2 separate regions of the Mus musculus genome follow, and region 1 is linked to region 2. The links are chromatin loops, found by intact Hi-C in ENCODE. Cell type or tissue: left cerebral cortex. All regions are shown on one strand. Each heading gives the region's core, and the rest is flanking DNA. Links, peaks and the distances in the headings are about the cores only.

What was found. Peaks named below come from ENCODE experiments on the same cell type or tissue, not always from the same donor. Only the 100,000 strongest peaks of a DNase experiment are listed, where the experiment ranks them.
Region 1: a loop joins it to region 2, with 14 times the contacts of the local background. A loop is called at or near these places in 14 of 42 quality-filtered maps.

The regions. Positions count from the first base shown.
Region 1 is chr13:59,393,086-59,401,420 of GRCm38, reverse strand. No RefSeq gene overlaps it. Among named protein-coding and RNA genes, the nearest start is that of Gm34721, 11 kb to the left of the region's middle. In left cerebral cortex, for the core only: a CTCF peak has its summit at 3,639 (motif pointing right); DNase peaks (open chromatin) are centred at 3,402, 3,646, 7,723 and 7,940; H3K27ac peaks cover 1,271 bases.
Region 2 is chr13:58,634,232-58,642,566 of GRCm38, reverse strand. No RefSeq gene overlaps it. Among named protein-coding and RNA genes, the nearest start is that of Slc28a3, 28 kb to the right of the region's middle. In left cerebral cortex, for the core only: CTCF peaks have their summits at 2,048 (motif pointing left), 3,425 (motif pointing left), 5,034 (motif pointing left) and 8,004 (motif pointing left); DNase peaks (open chromatin) are centred at 2,995, 3,427, 3,892, 5,023 and 1 more place; H3K27ac peaks cover 413 bases.

The sequences.
Region 1 (8,335 bases), core at 287-8,286, 760 kb before region 2:
CAGAGGCTGTGGGTGCCAGCAGGTGGTTCTCTTTAGGGGTCCCTTTGAGCCTAAGACACATGACAACTCCCCACTGTTGCTTACCCAGGGACATTCCCTCACCTAGAAAGTGGTACCATCTTCTACCAACCCTCTACATATTGGACCTGAGACTCCAATGCAGGCTTGAGCCAGCGTCTCTTCCCTTCTAGATGGTGATGCTGGCTGGCTGGCTGGCTCTCACACTAGCCAGATTCCTCGGAATCTTTGCTCACTCTGATCAATCACCATACTATTGATGATCTTTCCCTCCACTTCCTCTCGCACAAAGCCTGGCTCCCTTCTGATCCACCCTTCCTCCCAGCCCGTTTCTAAGGATGAGTAACCCCACCCTGCCCATAGCCTGTCCCTATTCACTAGCAGTTTTCTGTCTATCACTGTGATTTCTTCAGTTAGACTCTAACTAACCTTCTTCAACGTTTGACAAAGGCTGAGGTGCTCTTCTGTGCATGACCTCTCTGCTGTCAAAGATCTGCCTGGCCACAGATAGCACGGCTTGTGAGGCTGGGGCTAGATCAGCACAGGGACACGCACTTAGTAATTTCTGAATGTGTGGGTTCTTGGTGAAGAGCCACTGTGAGGTGATCTGAAGCTGCGGATAGTGGCAAACCATTACAGGTGCTATGTGTTCTCATACGTCCACGAGCATGCTCACAACCAAGCTTAATTTATAAATTAACCACACAGCGGATCAACTGTGACAAGGGATAAAATGGAGCAATCATAACAATAACAATATAGTGTATATTGGCGGTATGTGAAGGCATATGTTCGTCCGGTGAAGTCTGGACAAACATTAACATTTCTGGGCCTTTGTTGATCACTTGAGCCTGAGAGTGTGAGTGCTACAGACCACCGCACTCTCTTTTTGTACCTTAAGATCCCTCAGTGAGGGGCTGGAGAGATGGCTCAGTGGTTAAGAGCACTGACTGCTCTTCCGAAGGTCGAGTTCAAATCCCAGCAACCACATGGTGGCTCACAACCATCTGTAATGAGATCTGGTGCCCTTTTCTGGGGTGTCTGAAGACGGCTACAGTGTACTTACATAAAATAAATAAATAAACCTTTTAAAAAATATATCTCTCAGTGAGATGTCTCAGCATGAAGCTGAGTTTGGTTACCAGCATCCACATCTAGTGGCTTAGAACTACCTGTAACTCTAGATCCAGGGGCTGTTTCTCCCTTTCTTTGTCTCCTTGGGTACTTGTACATACTTATGCACATGTACACACACACACACACACACACACACACACACATTTAATTTTTTTTCAGTTTTAGAGAAAAAGATCTTCTAGTAAGTGATTTAAAGAATGATTAGAATGAAAGCGTAAAGAATGAAACCCAAGTGTGCAAGCTATGCAGTAGAGAAGTGTGTACAGTCTATATGCAAACCCCCATCCAAATGGAAAACAAGCACAGAGAAGCAGCTAAGGGGCTTTGCATGGGGCTGGGTTGTGGGTGCAAGGAGCTGCTGAAAATCAGCAAGTGCTTCTACGAAACCCCAACGCCCAGCAGGCAGGTCAGATGCAGGGCTACATTTTGTATTTTTAAAGTCTTTAAAATCCCCGGAGATAGAAATGAAATCAACACATTTCATCGCTTTTCTGGACTGGCAAGAAAACGTGGCTGAATCTAAAGTACTGCTCTAGAAGAAGAGTTTGCGGAAACGTGGGCAGGGAGAGCTTTAAAGGCAAGTCAGAGCTTCAAGGAGGGTCGCAGGTATGCTCAAACACCGAGTTTTAGAAATTAATTGGCACATTTGTTTGATAATTATACCTTGATATAAAATTCCTTAAACTACCTCTCTTACCTGTTCTGGTCTTGCCCTGTGCTCAAAATAAACAAAGCCGTGTTGTATTGATGTTCTGGCTGTGGCAGCGGGGAAATTTAAGGCTACACTGGAGTGGGGCAGGTCACCACAGGTTGTATGCTGACTCCAGAGTAAGTATCTCAGGGAAACCCATTGCAAAGTGTTTACATGGTTTGTTCATCAGGATTGTGATGGATATGCTCAGCCCAGGGAATGGCACTATTAGAAGGTGTGGCCTTGTTGGAGTGGGTGTGTAACTGTGGGTATGGGCTTTGAGACCCTCACCCTTACCCATGGAATCATCTTGAAAATGTGTGTGTGTGTCCTAATTTTAGTCTCAAAAAATCATACCATTACCTTTTTAAAGGAATTATTTAGCTATGAACCGGTCACTTACAACTGGTGTAAACAAAAGTTCTGCAAACAGGTCTTGGTGGGAAGGGGAACCCTGGAGATGTTATATGGATGCTGATGGATGCGGTGTCACCAGGAGGAAAGTCCCCCACAGCAGAGCCTAGAGGGCCAAGGTGATCATCACAATGATGCCCTGGGCTAGAACATGATGATGCTTCTGTGTCAGGGCCATCCTGGGCTTACGGAAAGCCACCCTACCAGACATCTTTAGTTCTTGTACCTTGTAATCCCCACCATTTCTTTTAGGTTGGGCATAGTATTATTCTTTTTGTGTGCATTGCGTCCTTAATTTGCTTACCAATACAGAATTCAAATACCACATCTTTTCCATTTTAAGTACAAAATCGGACTGGGTGATTTTGCTGACTGCTATAGCAACGCCATACAATGGACATGACAAACCCAGTTTTGGAATATTTCCTGGATCCCAGCAAGGTGTCCTGCACCCACATAAATGTTAATTCTCAGTTCCAGCATTATCTTCATTGTATACAGATAGAGGTTTAAGAACTGGCACACTTTCTTTAGGGCAGAGTTAGAGATGACTACACAGAAGTTTGGCTTTGGGAACATACTGATCCTTGTTCCAGATCCTAACATTCATCTGACAAGTGCGATTAGTGATGCCTACCTTGATTAATGATGCCTATCTTGATTAGTGATACCTACCTTGTGGGGTTGTTCTAATAATTACAGCTAACAAATGCACAGGGCTTGCCTGCCACATACATTCTCGGCATCACCAAAGAACTGTTTTAGTGCAGAGACACAGATGATGATAAACAATAGGGGTTGATTAGGTATGGGGACTGAATTCAGGGGGTTCGTTTACCTATTTTATCTATTTTGCAAGTTAAGCTGTGGGACACAGCTGGAAGAAGGAAGCGATTTATTTGTGATCGATACTGGCTGCTTTAAATAATCCAATGTGTTTTGAAATCTGTTTTATTTAATTTAAATTTCTCAAGAGTTCTTTAAAAAAAAAAAACCCTACCAGAATTTCTTTCCAAAGAACTTTTCCAAATGGCTCCAATCCCTCCAGCTCTACCCAACTCTTGTCTGTATTCTACAATTTAGTCTTGCTTCCTTCTTAAATAGACCTGGGGGAGGGGAAGAGGCCCTATTCCCAGCTTTTTAGATTGGAATGGTTTTTCCTCTCCTGGTTTGAATTTTAAGGCTCATAAAATGCAGTTGTCATTTCCTGTGGGCATCCCTCATTTGCACCTTCTTTTTGTAATTAATCACCCCTGACACAAGTTCACAATAAGCTATGTGTTGGCCTGAGCTACTGATTGATATCTTGCCTTGTTAGGGTCAAGGAATTGGGCTACTGTTAGGATACCCTTGTTAGGCACTTGGAAACTAAATGTGAATGGCCACCAGGGGACGCCAGGCTCCCAGGGTCTTGTCTGGGTCTTCATTTGAGCAGTGAAAGAGCTGGGGAACATTCGTCAGCATCCTCCTTTCTCTGGGGCCTCACAGGTAAGGAGTTTTGTGACACTTGAAATTCAGGGTCTTCGGCCCCCAGTTGAGGGATGGGGCCACCCACCCATCTCAAAAATTTTAACCCAGAATTGTTCCTATCTAAAGGAAATGCAGAGACAAAAATGGAGCAGAGACTGAAGGAAAGGCCATTTCAAGACTGCCCCACCTAGGGATCCATCCCATCTGCAGACACTGAACCCAGACACTATTGGTGATGCTAAGAAGTGTTTGCTGCCAGGAGCCTGGTATGGCTGTCCCCTGAGAGGCTCTTTCAGCACCTGACCAATACAGATGCAGATACTCACAGCCAACCATTGGACTGAGCCTGGGGACACCCAATGGGAGAGCTAGGGGAAGGAATGAAGGAGCTGCCCCATAGGAAGAATGACAATATCGACTAACATGACCACCCAGAGCTCCCAGGGACTAAACCACCAACCAAAGAGTACACATGGAGGGAGCCCTGGCTCCAGCTGCATATGTAGCAGAGGATGACCTTATTTGTCATCAGTGGGAGGGGAGGCCCTTGGCCCTGTAGAGGCTTGGTGCCTCAGCATAGGGGCGTGCTAGTGGGGTGAGGTGGAAGTGGGTGGGTGGGTGGGTGGGTGGGGAGCAGCCTCATAGATGCAAAAGGGAAGGAGAATGGGATGGGGGTTTGTAGAGGGGAAACCTGGAAGGGGGACACCATTTGAAATGTAAATAAATAAAATGATCAATTAAAAAAAAAACTCCTGGAATGTTAAAATGATACCTGGAAAAAAAATAATTCGAGGTCTCTCCATGGCTTCTGCAATGATTGATTTCTTTGCCTTTCTTTTGTTTTCTTAATTTTTTTCTTTTATAAAATCTACATTTTAAAGATTTCCCACCCTTTGTCCTTCCCTCCTCCCCTCTCTCCCCCCTCCACCCCTCTTTCCTTTCCTCCCTCCCTCCCTCCCTCCCTCCCTCCCTCCCTCCCTCCCTCCTTCTCTCCACTCCTTTCCTTCCTTCCTTCCTTCCTTCCTTCCTTCCTTTCTTTCTTTCTTTCTTTCTTTCTTTCTTTCTTTCTTTCTTTTCTTTTCTTTCTGTTTTGGTTTTATTTTTCGAGACAGGGTTTCTCTGTGTAGCCCTGGCTGTCCTGGAACTCACTCTGTAGACCAGGCTGGCCTCAAACTCAGAAATCCACCTGCCTCTGCCTCCCAAGTGCTGGGATTAAAGGCATGTGCCACCACTCCCTGGTGGGAGTTAGCTTTTAAAGGATGCACAAACAAGAATGGCTTCAGATCCTAAAGACATCTTTAAGAACTGAAAGGAATTTGCCAAAGCCCCAGGATAGGCAGGCAGCTTAGCAGCTCTCATCTGGCCATGCTCCCATATTTAGAGGTTGGCTTGCTGAAGCTGGGTCTGGAAGACCTGTAGTTGGGACAAATGCTACCTTCTTCTTAGGCTCACTTGCTCATTGTTACATAAGCTGGACTAGCCATCCTTCTCACTGGAAAGTGGGGATGGGGAAGGTCCTTCCTTCCTCTCCCTCCTCCTCTTCCCCCTCCTCTTTCCCCTCCTCCTTCCCCTCCTCCCTCCTTTCTCTTTCCTTGCCTGACACAGCATCTACCTTTCACAGTGGGCTACCTATCTTGGGAAGTAATAGGACAGGGTGGCTACTGGACATGGTAGATACTGTATTGAAACCACTCTGCTACACATGACTTATTATTTCCAAAATGCTGTACTTGTAGCTAAAAGGAGAATTTATCTATTAGCATTCCCCCTAATAGTCCTTGTGAGTTCGACACGCACAGTGGTAGCATAAATGCTAATTGCATTTAGTGTGCACAGGAGCTTCTGTCACGTATATGGGCAGCATGAATTTAACTGCATTTACTGTGGGTCGGGCCTACCATACCTTTTCAGAGAAACTTTAGGATTAAAAAAAAAAAAAAAACCTAAGCTAAGATTTTAAAATTTCAAAGTAGCGTTGTTTTCCCTTTTCTGTGAAATTTCTTCTTCTTATCTTCTGATTCTCCCATTTGAAGGAGAAAGCAGGTTTATTTTATTTGGTTTATCGATAGCAATAGGCACATCCTCCCCACATGCCCCTGACTACACCATTAACTTTTAAGCTGTGAGCTGCAGCTCCAAGCTCCTACCTGTAACTCTCACAAGGCTTCCTAGAAGCTCCTCTCCTGAGGGGATTTGCATTTCTACATGGGTGCTCAGAAGAGCCATCTAAAGTCTTACCCTACTCCACTACACGTTCCAAAGCACTAGCTTGCAACTATGTTGATTCATGTTTCCATTTGCCGGGAGCCCAGGACCCTCTTAACTCATTTTGCTGCCGTTTGAAGAAACCAAAGCAAGTCACAAAGATCCAACTTGATCTTGGAGTTCAAAGGCGATGGCCAGTCTGATGCCCTTAACCGCCATCATAGAACTTGACTCTTGTTGGCCGTTTCTCACTGTCAGGAATATCCTTCCTGCTAAGAGGGACTTTTTGTTTGTTTTTGTTTTTCCACACTAAGTTTCTACGGACTCTGTGTTGAAGTGCCTCTGTATCTTTTATGGTATCTCCAAGATGCTTGAAGGCATATCTAAGTCACGGCAACCACTCGAGTCTTACAGCATGGCTCACACTCAGCTGGAGAAAGGCTGTGTTCTGGAACATTCTTTCCAAATTCTAGTTTAAAAGTCAAGCCTCACCAAAGCTCCGAAAATGTAGCCTGGGATATAAACTCTTGGATGGTTTTCTGAAAGCCTGGTGGATAGCGGAGGTCACGGAGTGGTGCTAGGGTCCCTCTGTTGTGGGTGGCAGGAGAGGAAGGCTGGGATCAGGGTGAGGGGATTTATTGGGCATGGCTGCAGGCAGGGGCAGGGTCCTGGAAACTCTGTGGAGGATGGTAAGCTTGAGAAATCAGTTTCAAGGTTGTAATGCAGATTATCTGCCCCACCACCCAAGCTCCAACCCCCAGCCCTGCCTTACCAACAGACGCACTAAGGACATTCATTCACCCACAATCCCTTGCAGGTACTAGTGCCCACAAGAGGCTGTCTGCTAGGAATTTGGGGGCATACTTTTGTGTTCTCCTTGCTTCTTTCCGCTTGTCATGTAGATGTGAGGCTCAGAGGTCCTGTGTGCCAGTGGAGAGCAGAAGCCACAAACACGGGCAGAAGTCTGTGTCCTGGGGGTTCACCCTGGCCAGGCTTTACTAGCAGAATGTATCCCGGCCCTCTGGGTGAAAAGTGTGAGCTAATCAAATACTGGTTGGTTTCTTCTTTCCTCTTCTTTTCCCCCATCCTTTCTCTCCCTCCTCCTCTTCCCTCTCCTCTTCCCCTTCCTCTCCCACCTCCCCCTCCTCCCTCCTCCTCCTCCTTTTTTTTTTTTTTTTTTTCTGTATAGTCCTGGCTGTCCTGGAACTCACTTTGTAGACCAGGCTGGCCTCAAACTCTGAAATCCACCTGCCTCTGCCTCCCGAATGCTGGGATTAAAGGCATGTGCCACCACTGCCCAGCAACTGCATCTACCTTTCACAGTGCAGTGTGGCTGAGTGCACAGGCTCTGGGGAGTCACAAGGGCTGGGTTCAAATCCCCACCCTGCCTCTTGGTTGCTGAGGAATTTGAGGATGAGATTCAACTTCTCTCCATATCATTTACCGATGGGTAAAGCAACAGTGGGGCCCTTCACAGGGACTTTGCCACGAAGAAGAGAAAGTAGTGGCACAGTACCCAGTGCAGACCCACCCACAGCTCAATGACTGGCAGGGCGGTGACACGGACTCACTCACTGTCAACCCTGGTGCTCAGAACAGTGGTATGGTCCTGGTCCTTTAATATTACCCTCCATGGACAGAAAAGATTAGCCTAAACCAGAGAAGGGTCTGCGTGCAAGAAGGCAGCTGGAAGCCAGAGGCAGATCTGTCAGCCTGTTGTGCTCTGACGCCGTTCCATCTTGGCCACAGTCCCTGGGCTCCTGTGTGCCAGGGCTCGTTCTCTCTCTCTCTCTCTCTCTCTCTCTCTCTCTCTCATTTATGTAACTCATCACCACGTCACATCTGTGTGTTCTGTTGATGCCATTTAAATTCTGTTACTATTTAATACCAAGAACATTTAAAGAGAACATTCTGAGGGACTTGGAAAAATCCAATTGTTCTCTTGGTAATTGGGTTTGTAGGAAACGGAGAGGGTAGTATCCAGAATAGAAGGCTTTTAAATGAATCATCTTTGCGCTGCTGCTGAGGCCGGGGGAGCCCTGCTCAGTCCCTCAGGAGGTGGCAGCACACACCCCTGCTTTGGTTAGGAAAGACCCAGCTGTGTGGGCCAGAGAATCCAGAAGAACGGTAGCTCAAAACACTGGGTCACTTGCTCCTTGTAAGGAAGAAATGTGAAGACAGTTCACTCCTGGCAGGGGCTTCGGAGAGTCTCCAGAAGCCAGACTTCCTTGGTCTCCCTGTTCTACCAGCCTTGGGACATGACTTCCTCTTGTGGGGCAAGAAGCTGCCAGATGCCACCATTCCTGTCTGTGTTCCTACTTCCTTCAAGCTGTCCCCAAGGGGGTCCCACATCACATGTTTATTTCATACCAGTGGCCACTACTTAGTCACCTGGTCACC
Region 2 (8,335 bases), core at 251-8,250:
TTGGGAGCACTCCCCTGAAGCCCCTCTTCCCCACTGGGAGCACTCTCCTGAAGCCCCTCTTCCCCACTGGGAGCACTCTGCTGAAGCTCCTCTTCCCCACTGGGAGCACTCTACTGAAGCCCTCTTCCCCACTGGGAGCACTCTGCTGAAGCCCCTCTTCCCCATTAGGAGCACTCTCCAGAAGCCTCTCTTCCCCTTTGGGAGCACTCCCCTGAAGCCCCTTTTCCCTACTTGGAGCACTCTACTGAAGCCCCTCTTCCCCTCTGGGAGCACTCTACTGAAGCCCTCTTCCCCACTGGGAGCACTCTACTGAAGCCCTCTTCCCCACTGGGAGCACTCTGCTGAAACCCCTCTTCCCCACTGGGAGCACTCTGCTGAAACCTCTCTTCCCCACTGGGAGCACTCTATTGAATATTCTCTCTTCCACTGGGAGCACTCTGCTAGAGCTTCTCTTCATATAGTTAGGATTATAAACGTGCATTGCCCTCTGCTCTTCCCTCCCTCAAGCACCACAAGCAGTAACATCTACTGTGAAAACCCTACAAAGAGTGGGCAAATCTTTTTCTGAGTCTTTTAGCTGCTCGTGATAGAAAGTTTAACTTGCTACCCTGTCTTGGCCAGAAATGAGAGACCTGTGTGTTTTACTTCATCAGTAATCTTCATTGCTGTAAAAACAACACAAAGCTCTAAGCAGATGTCATCAACAGACATCCTGAATCAAGCCCTGGCCGCAGGATGCAAGGCCACTTCACTCTGCCAGCCAGTGCTGCCTAGCTCACACGAGCTCCTGTACCTCCCTTTGATAAACAAGTCAAGCACTCGAGACTGTTGATGCCCCTGCCAGAGCGAGTGTATTACGATGCTCCCATTCCCATTAGCTAATTGGATTAATGGGATGGACTACTTCAAGAATCAAATCAGCAGTTCCTTGGGAAGGGCAAGTTATTTTTGAAGCTCTCAGTTCATAAAAATCTCATTGACCCCCTCCTGTGATCTCTCCATGGTGCCCTCCGAGGGCCGAATGATGTCGGGAGAAGTCAGGGATAAGATTGGGCTAAGCCTGGAGGGAGGTGGATGGGCTGTGCTTGGCAGGCCAAGCAAGACCTCATATCCCAACGGTCCCAGTTTCTGAGCTATTTCTGGTCATTTTGTGGCCTCTCTTCTCTGTGAAGTAGCCACAATACCGCTCCCTGTAAGACTGCTCAGGAGACTAGATGTTCGGAGAGCTGCAAAGATCGCCCCATAGCCCACTGACTTAAGAATACACATAAGTCTACTGATAGCTTCTGAGAAATGACATCTCATACATTAAGGTTTAAACATCTTCCCCGACATATTGTCTCTACCTTCCTGCTACTACTAACATCCATTCTACACAGACAGGACCGGATGGTGGTGGGTAACTCCACACAGGAACATGTGCCTGTCTCTCCCTTAGGAAGCAATCAAACTTTCACTTTAGAACAAAAAAGAATCCACCAGGAAGAATGCTCACAATACTACTTCAAGAAGAGGGTGTGGGCCGCCAAGTTGGCTCCTCGTGTAAAAGGTGCTTGCTGCGTAAACCCATAGACCTGAGTCAGGTCCCCAGACACCACATAGAGGTAAAGAGAACCAACGCGACAAAATTATGATGTTAACACACCTGCGTGTCCCATAGTATCAGAGAAAGATAATGTGTGTGTGTGTGTGTGTGTGTGTGTGTGTGTGTGTGTGTGTGTGTGTAGGAGGGAGGAAGGGGTTAGGGAAGGAGAGAGAGATATCAGAGAGACAAGAGAGAGAGATGAGAGAGACGAGAGAGATCTGTGCTTACGGACCTCAAGAGCAAGAGATTTAATGGAGACTCCTGAGCCACTGTTGGGGCCAACCTGAAGGAGAACATCCGAGAAATACTCCCAAGAACCCACCCAGGACCTCCCTTTACCGAGTGAGACCCAGAGACCTTCCTTTGTCAGGCTGCTGCTGTGTAGGTAGACTAGCCTGTGGCCCGGGTTGAGGCCACAGTTGGGTGGGGGGGGATGGAAAACAATTTGTGTTCAACTGCGCCCTCCAGTGGCCACCGGCAGCTGCAGCGCTGCCAACAACATTTAAGATTCTCTCTCTCTCTCTCTCTCTCTCTCTCTCTCTCTCTCAAAATGAAAGCTCAGAATTATTCTAAAGAGAACACTAAACTGGAGAGAGGAGGCATGCAGACTGCAAGTTTTTAAAACCTCTCCTTTATGTTTAAAACATCTCAAAACGTTCACAGATCTATAAAGAAAGGAACCAGGGCTGGAGAGATGGCTCAGTGGTTAAGAGCACTGGCTGCTCTTTCAGAGGTCCTGAGTTCAAATCCCAGCACCGGCATTGTGACTCACGACCATCTGTAATGAGATCTAACGCCCTCTTCTGGGGTATCTGAAGACAGCTACAGTATACTTCCATATAATAAATAAACAAGGAAGGAAGGAAGGAAGGAAGGAAGGAAGGAAGGAAGGAAGGAAGGAAGGAAGGAAGGAAGGAAGGGAGAAGAAAGAAAAAGCACATAAATGTGCCATATACCCCAATATACATTCACACACCCTATACGCACATTTCAACGAAGACCCCCCCCCCAGAATTATCAGCAGTTTCAGAAATTACAACTGATGGACCATAGTTGTGAGCCCCCACGTGGCTGCTGGGATTTGAACTCGGAACCTTTGGAAGAGCAGTCAGTGCTCTTACTTGCTAAGCCATCTCGCCAGCCCCAGGCACTGTACTTTCTAATCGAAAGCACCTTTGAACTTCATTCTAGAAGGAGCCTACCTGCGCACTGCTAATGCCTGGCTTTTTACAATTTGACCTTCAATCTAGACGTCACCCAAATGATGGACTCCGTGCTTGTGAACCCTCCCCTGCTACAGAGAAGCAACAAAGGGGGAAAGACATCAACTCTATAATCTGAGACGCTGACTGCTCCTACAGGGTTCTGAGCACCCACGCCGCAGCTGGCAGGCAACCATCTGCAACTTCAGGGTTGTATCTGATGCCCTTTTCTGGTATACATGGGTACTGCATGCATGAGCTACAGATACAGGCAGGCAAAGCATTCATACACATAAAATAAAAATAAATCCTTTCTAAAAATAGTGAATGTGGCACCATTCATTTTTACATTAATTTGTTATGAGTGTGTATGTGCACACACACATGAGCGTGTGAGTGTGTGCGTGGATGACGTGGCACATCTGTGGAGGTCAAGGGACAACTGTCAGGGTCAGTGCTTTTATTCTATCATGTGCGTCTCAGGGGTAGAATTCAGGTCATCAGGCCAGGTGGCAATCTCACCAGTCCAATAACTCCATCTCTAATGCTCTGTTAAATTGTGTGCCGTGTCAGCAAGCAGAGCTGGCATGAGCCCATTAGGAAGAAAATTGGACTGTTCATAAGTATGCGCCATCTGCTGGAGCATCCATGAGCAGCCCACGACATGGACACAGTGAATAGGGCTGCAGAGACAGTAGTGGAACTGGGTCCACAAGAACTCCTTTCTGCTTTTCATTGCTGGAGGACCCTGGCCTAAGCCCAAGCACCAGAGAACTAATGAACATTTAGTCTCAATCTGCAGCCTCCCTAGGGGACCACAGCAGAGTCTGCGGAAACGGTATAATTGTCTTGTTCATTACTGGAAACAGTAACTAAGTATCCTTCAGGACTCTCCAGCTCAAGATCTATAAGGATTTCTATTGTTCTGCTTCTCAGGCTTGGTATTTGTTTGGTGCTTTAAAAAGAGAGAAACCTGTCTCCTGCTATGTTTAAATGCCCAATCCCATCAGGACACTTCTGCAGCTGCCTGCATTGGGAGAAATCAGGAAATGACATCAAAGTCTAGACATAAAACAAAACATAAAAAGACATCTTTGAGACAAGCCTGGAGAAATGTGAGCATGAGCAATAGGTAGATGGTGACAAGCCTCTATTTCCAGTTTCCAGTCAGCTTGGGTACCACAGCTCAGTCTAAGGAAACCACACACAGCCATCTTTATCCTGCCCAGGACTGGGGAGACATGAGCTTAGAGATCTCCACCCAGACTCCAGAGGGTGGAGTAACCTTTATCTGAAGTTTTTGGGACCAGCATGCTTTTCTTCCTTTCTTTCTTCCTTCCTTCCTTTCTTTCTTTCTTTCTTTCTTTCTTTCTTTCTTCCTTTCTGCGTTTAGAATGTTTGCATATACATCATGTGTATCTTGGGAATGTGGCTCAGGGGCACACAAAATTCATTTAAAGAAAAAAATATATATATATACACACACACATATGTATCCTAAAGATATATACTTTTTATATATACACTTTTTTTCTCCTTTGGAGACATGTTCTTCTCCCTGTGTATCTCTGGCTGATCTGGTATTCACAAAGATCCTCCTACATCTGCCTCCAGAGTATTGGAATTAAAAGTGTGCACCACCACTCCTGGCTGGGTGGCTGGTCTTGTCTCTGAGACTGCATAACCACATAGCATTATCATTGAGAAATTCACACTTGAGAACCACACAATCAAGTTATAATAAATAAATAAATAAATAAATAAATAAATAAATAAAATCTCATTAACATTTAAAGTAAGTTTGTTATTTGTGACTGTATTCATAACTGCCCTTGGGGAGCTACCTGCAAAAGATCAGAGCCTCATTCAGGTGGCTATGATTAATCCCCCCAGCTGTCCACAGTGCAGGTTACTTGCTTGGGCTCTGGGGCCTCACGCCCTTTCTGAGCATGCTTGCCCTGTTGATACAATTTTGCTTTTCCCTCCTGGGCTTTCACATAGTATGCAGTCCCCAAGAGCCCGGCTTCTCCCTCTGACTCTTGACTGTAAGGAGGAAAGAAGACAATCAGGAGCCAGAAGGTATCAGTTACAGCCATTATTTTCCACTCAGGGTCTTATTTTGCATCTTTGTCTAATATCCATAAATTGAAACTTGAGGGATGGTCCAAAAACATTCCCAGAAGAGGTTTCACTGTAGTGGAGTCCGGCGCCCTGCGTCAAACAAAGTGAAACACTGCCACCAAGTGGTCTTTTCGAGTCATCACAGGTCAGGCTTCTTCCCTTCCGGAGGCACCTGCCTCCTCCAGGAAAAGATAGAATTTGAAAAGCCGGGCGTGGTGGTGCACGCCCATCACTCGGGAGGCAGAGGCAGGCGGATTTCTGAGTTCGAGGCCAACCTGGTCTACAAAGTGAGCTCCAAGATAGCCAGAGCTATAAAGAGAAACCCTGTCTCAAAAAAAAAAAAAAAAAAAAAAAAAAAAGAATTTGAAAGATCAGTTGGGATAAACAAAGCCCTTCCCTTCTTTCTTATTTATATTCATAGACATATATTCTCAGTGCTCGACTTGTAAACATTAATAGCTCATTCCATTCCTAAACCCTTGTGCTTTGTTTTGTTTTGTTTCGTTTCATTTTGTAAAGCCAGGTATGGTAGTGTATATCCCAACGCTGGGAAGGGAGAGATAGGCAGCTCCTTGGGGCTCAATAGCCGGGCCAGTCTTGCATGCTCAGCCCCAGAACACTGAGACACTCTGTGGCGGATGGCTCCTGGGGAATGAGACCCAAGGTTATCCTCTGGCCTCTACACACAAATACATGCCATATTTACCTTCACATACACACAGAAAACTGAGGGGAAAGGAATAGGGGGAGAGAGGGGGTAGAAGAGGGAGGGAGAGGAGGAAGGTAGAAAGAGCACTCGGTAGAGATCCCTTTGATCTCTGTCTGCAGAGCTCTGCGTGCTGCTGATGCTAACTAAAAGCCTGCATCAGGTCTTTAGCCCCATGCCTGGGCTTTCCCCAGCGTGCTCTCCTGTCCCTAGTCTTAAAGGGCTCAGAGTTCTGTGTCACCTTAGCATTCTCTACAAACCAGACTCGGCCACAACCAAGGTCTGAGACTGAGTTCTGAAACGCCCCCAAGGCCCTTGGGTTTGAAAAGCCCTGAACACTGCCCACAGGATGAAACATCACTGAAGTGGCTTCAGTTGTTCAAAGGACATGGATGTCCTCACCCTGGAGATTTCCCCGTGCCTTGCTGTGAGGCTCCACTGTACGCACAGTGTATGGTTCCATCTTAAGCGCAAACTCAGGAGCAGGATGGCCTGGCCCCTTGCTGTTTGCATAAACAATACATCTGTGGGCGGTACACACACACAAGTCAGAGTGATAAATAACTCATTGGAAGTAAAAGAAAGGAGCTATCTTATGAATTTACTGGAACAAAATGGGAGTGTATGAGCACATGGGTATGTAAAAAGCGTATGAAGAAATCCAAGCCCAAAAACTCCCAAAACAACCAGACAGTGATGGGTACAGCACCCTCACCTAGACCTGTAAAGAGGGGGGCCTAACCTGTGATAGCGATGGTCTTCACTGGCCTGTCCTCTGACTCTGCCTTGTGTGCATCACAGGCTGAGAACTCCTGCCTGCCCCAGAAGCTTCAGGTCTGCTCAGTCCTAGCCCTCAGTAGTGGGATGACCTACCTACGTTGCTATCCATCATCTGGCCATTCATCATCTGGACCAAATCCTGTGTTTTGTCTCTACAGCATCTACAGTGGTCCTGTAACACACACTTCTAAGTTTAGCTCTGACCCTGAAGTCTAACCTGGAAGGCAGAACCTCTAATCCCCGCAGACTCCCTCTGCATCCTTAGCAGCCTTCTGCTCTCTTCCACTCTTCCTCTGCAGTATTCCTTGAGCTCTGATGTCCCCTAACTCCTGTGGCCATTTTGTAATTGGGTGAGTGGATGGATAGATAGATAGATAGATAGATAGATAGATAGATACATAGATACATAGATAGATACATAGATAGATACATAGATAGATACATAGATACATAGAATAAAGAGGAATGATCTAAGATGATAGATACATACATAGATATAGATAGATGATGGATGGATGGATGGATGGATGGATGGATGGATGGATGGGTAGATAGATAGATAGATAGATAGATAGATAGATAGATAGATAGATAGATAGATGTAATAGATGGATGGATAGATAAATAGATGATAGATAATAGATGGATAGATGATAGATGGATGAATACATACATGCATGCATGCATGCATGCATACATACATACATACATAGACAGACAGAGGACAGATAGACTTACTGTGAGCTGTGTAATTTGTGACCTGAGAGCTAACATGAGTGATTAAGACTAGAATAAGAGAATCCGTGTTTGCCTCAGCAGCTATCAAGGGAAACCAGGACTTTGTGTCACACTTCAGCCAACAAAGTGAGTAGAGCTGTGAATGTATTATTAGTCAATAAATTCTGACATTATGGAGAGACATAAGCATGTCTGTTTCTGTTCATGACACCTACCAAGTGAGAATTTCAGGCTGCCACGTCCTAAGAAAACCATCAAATGGGCAAAATGAACAGAAACTTGCAATGGCAGCCCTGAGAGCTAACAGGAGGTCCTGTGGAGATATCACTCTTAGGTTTAACCCGACTATAAAGAGTGTTATGGGTAATGATCACACCGCTGTAACAACGTAAATGCTAGCAGACACAGGAGCTGCACGGCACCTGACCTGCATTGACCACCCGTGCTCTACTGTGACCCCTATGACACGTGCACATTACATGGCTGTGCTGGTGAGCCATCTGCACTGCTTCAGAATTCTTCACAATTCTGTTAGCCCAATTGTAACGTGAATATTATCAGACAAAATATTTAAGTTTCTACTTCATGAAGAAAGTGGCTGCTTTTCCTTAATTGTGGGCAGGACAAATCAGTTACACGGTAGGTTTTAACCCTTTTGTCAAATATGGACCAAGTTGAACTCCTTCAAAGAATTATGATGTCGTTTTCAATGACATGAACACATAGATGTTATATTTAGAAATATATATATAGGGCTGGAGAGATGGCTCAGTGGTTAAGCACACTGACTGCTCTTCCAGAGGTCCTGAGTTTAATTCCCAGCAACCACATGGTGGCTCACAACCATTTGTAATGGGATCTGATGCCCTCTTCTGGTGAGTCTGAAGAGAGCACTGGTGAATACATAAAATAAATAAATAAGTCAGTATATTTAAAAAAAAAAAAAGAAAAGAAAAAAGAAATATACATTTTTGTATATACACACATATGCATTGTGCAATTACAAACAGAGGAGGCCATGACTTTCAAGCACAGGGAGGGATATCTGGGAGAGTTTGTCTGGAGGAAAGGGAAGGGGAAAACATTGTAATTGAATCATGACTCAAAATTTAAAAAAAAAAAAAAAAAACACAGAGAATGAATGTCAGACTTTGTCAGGATTTATCAGAGAGACAGAGACAGAGAGACAGACAGATCCATAGG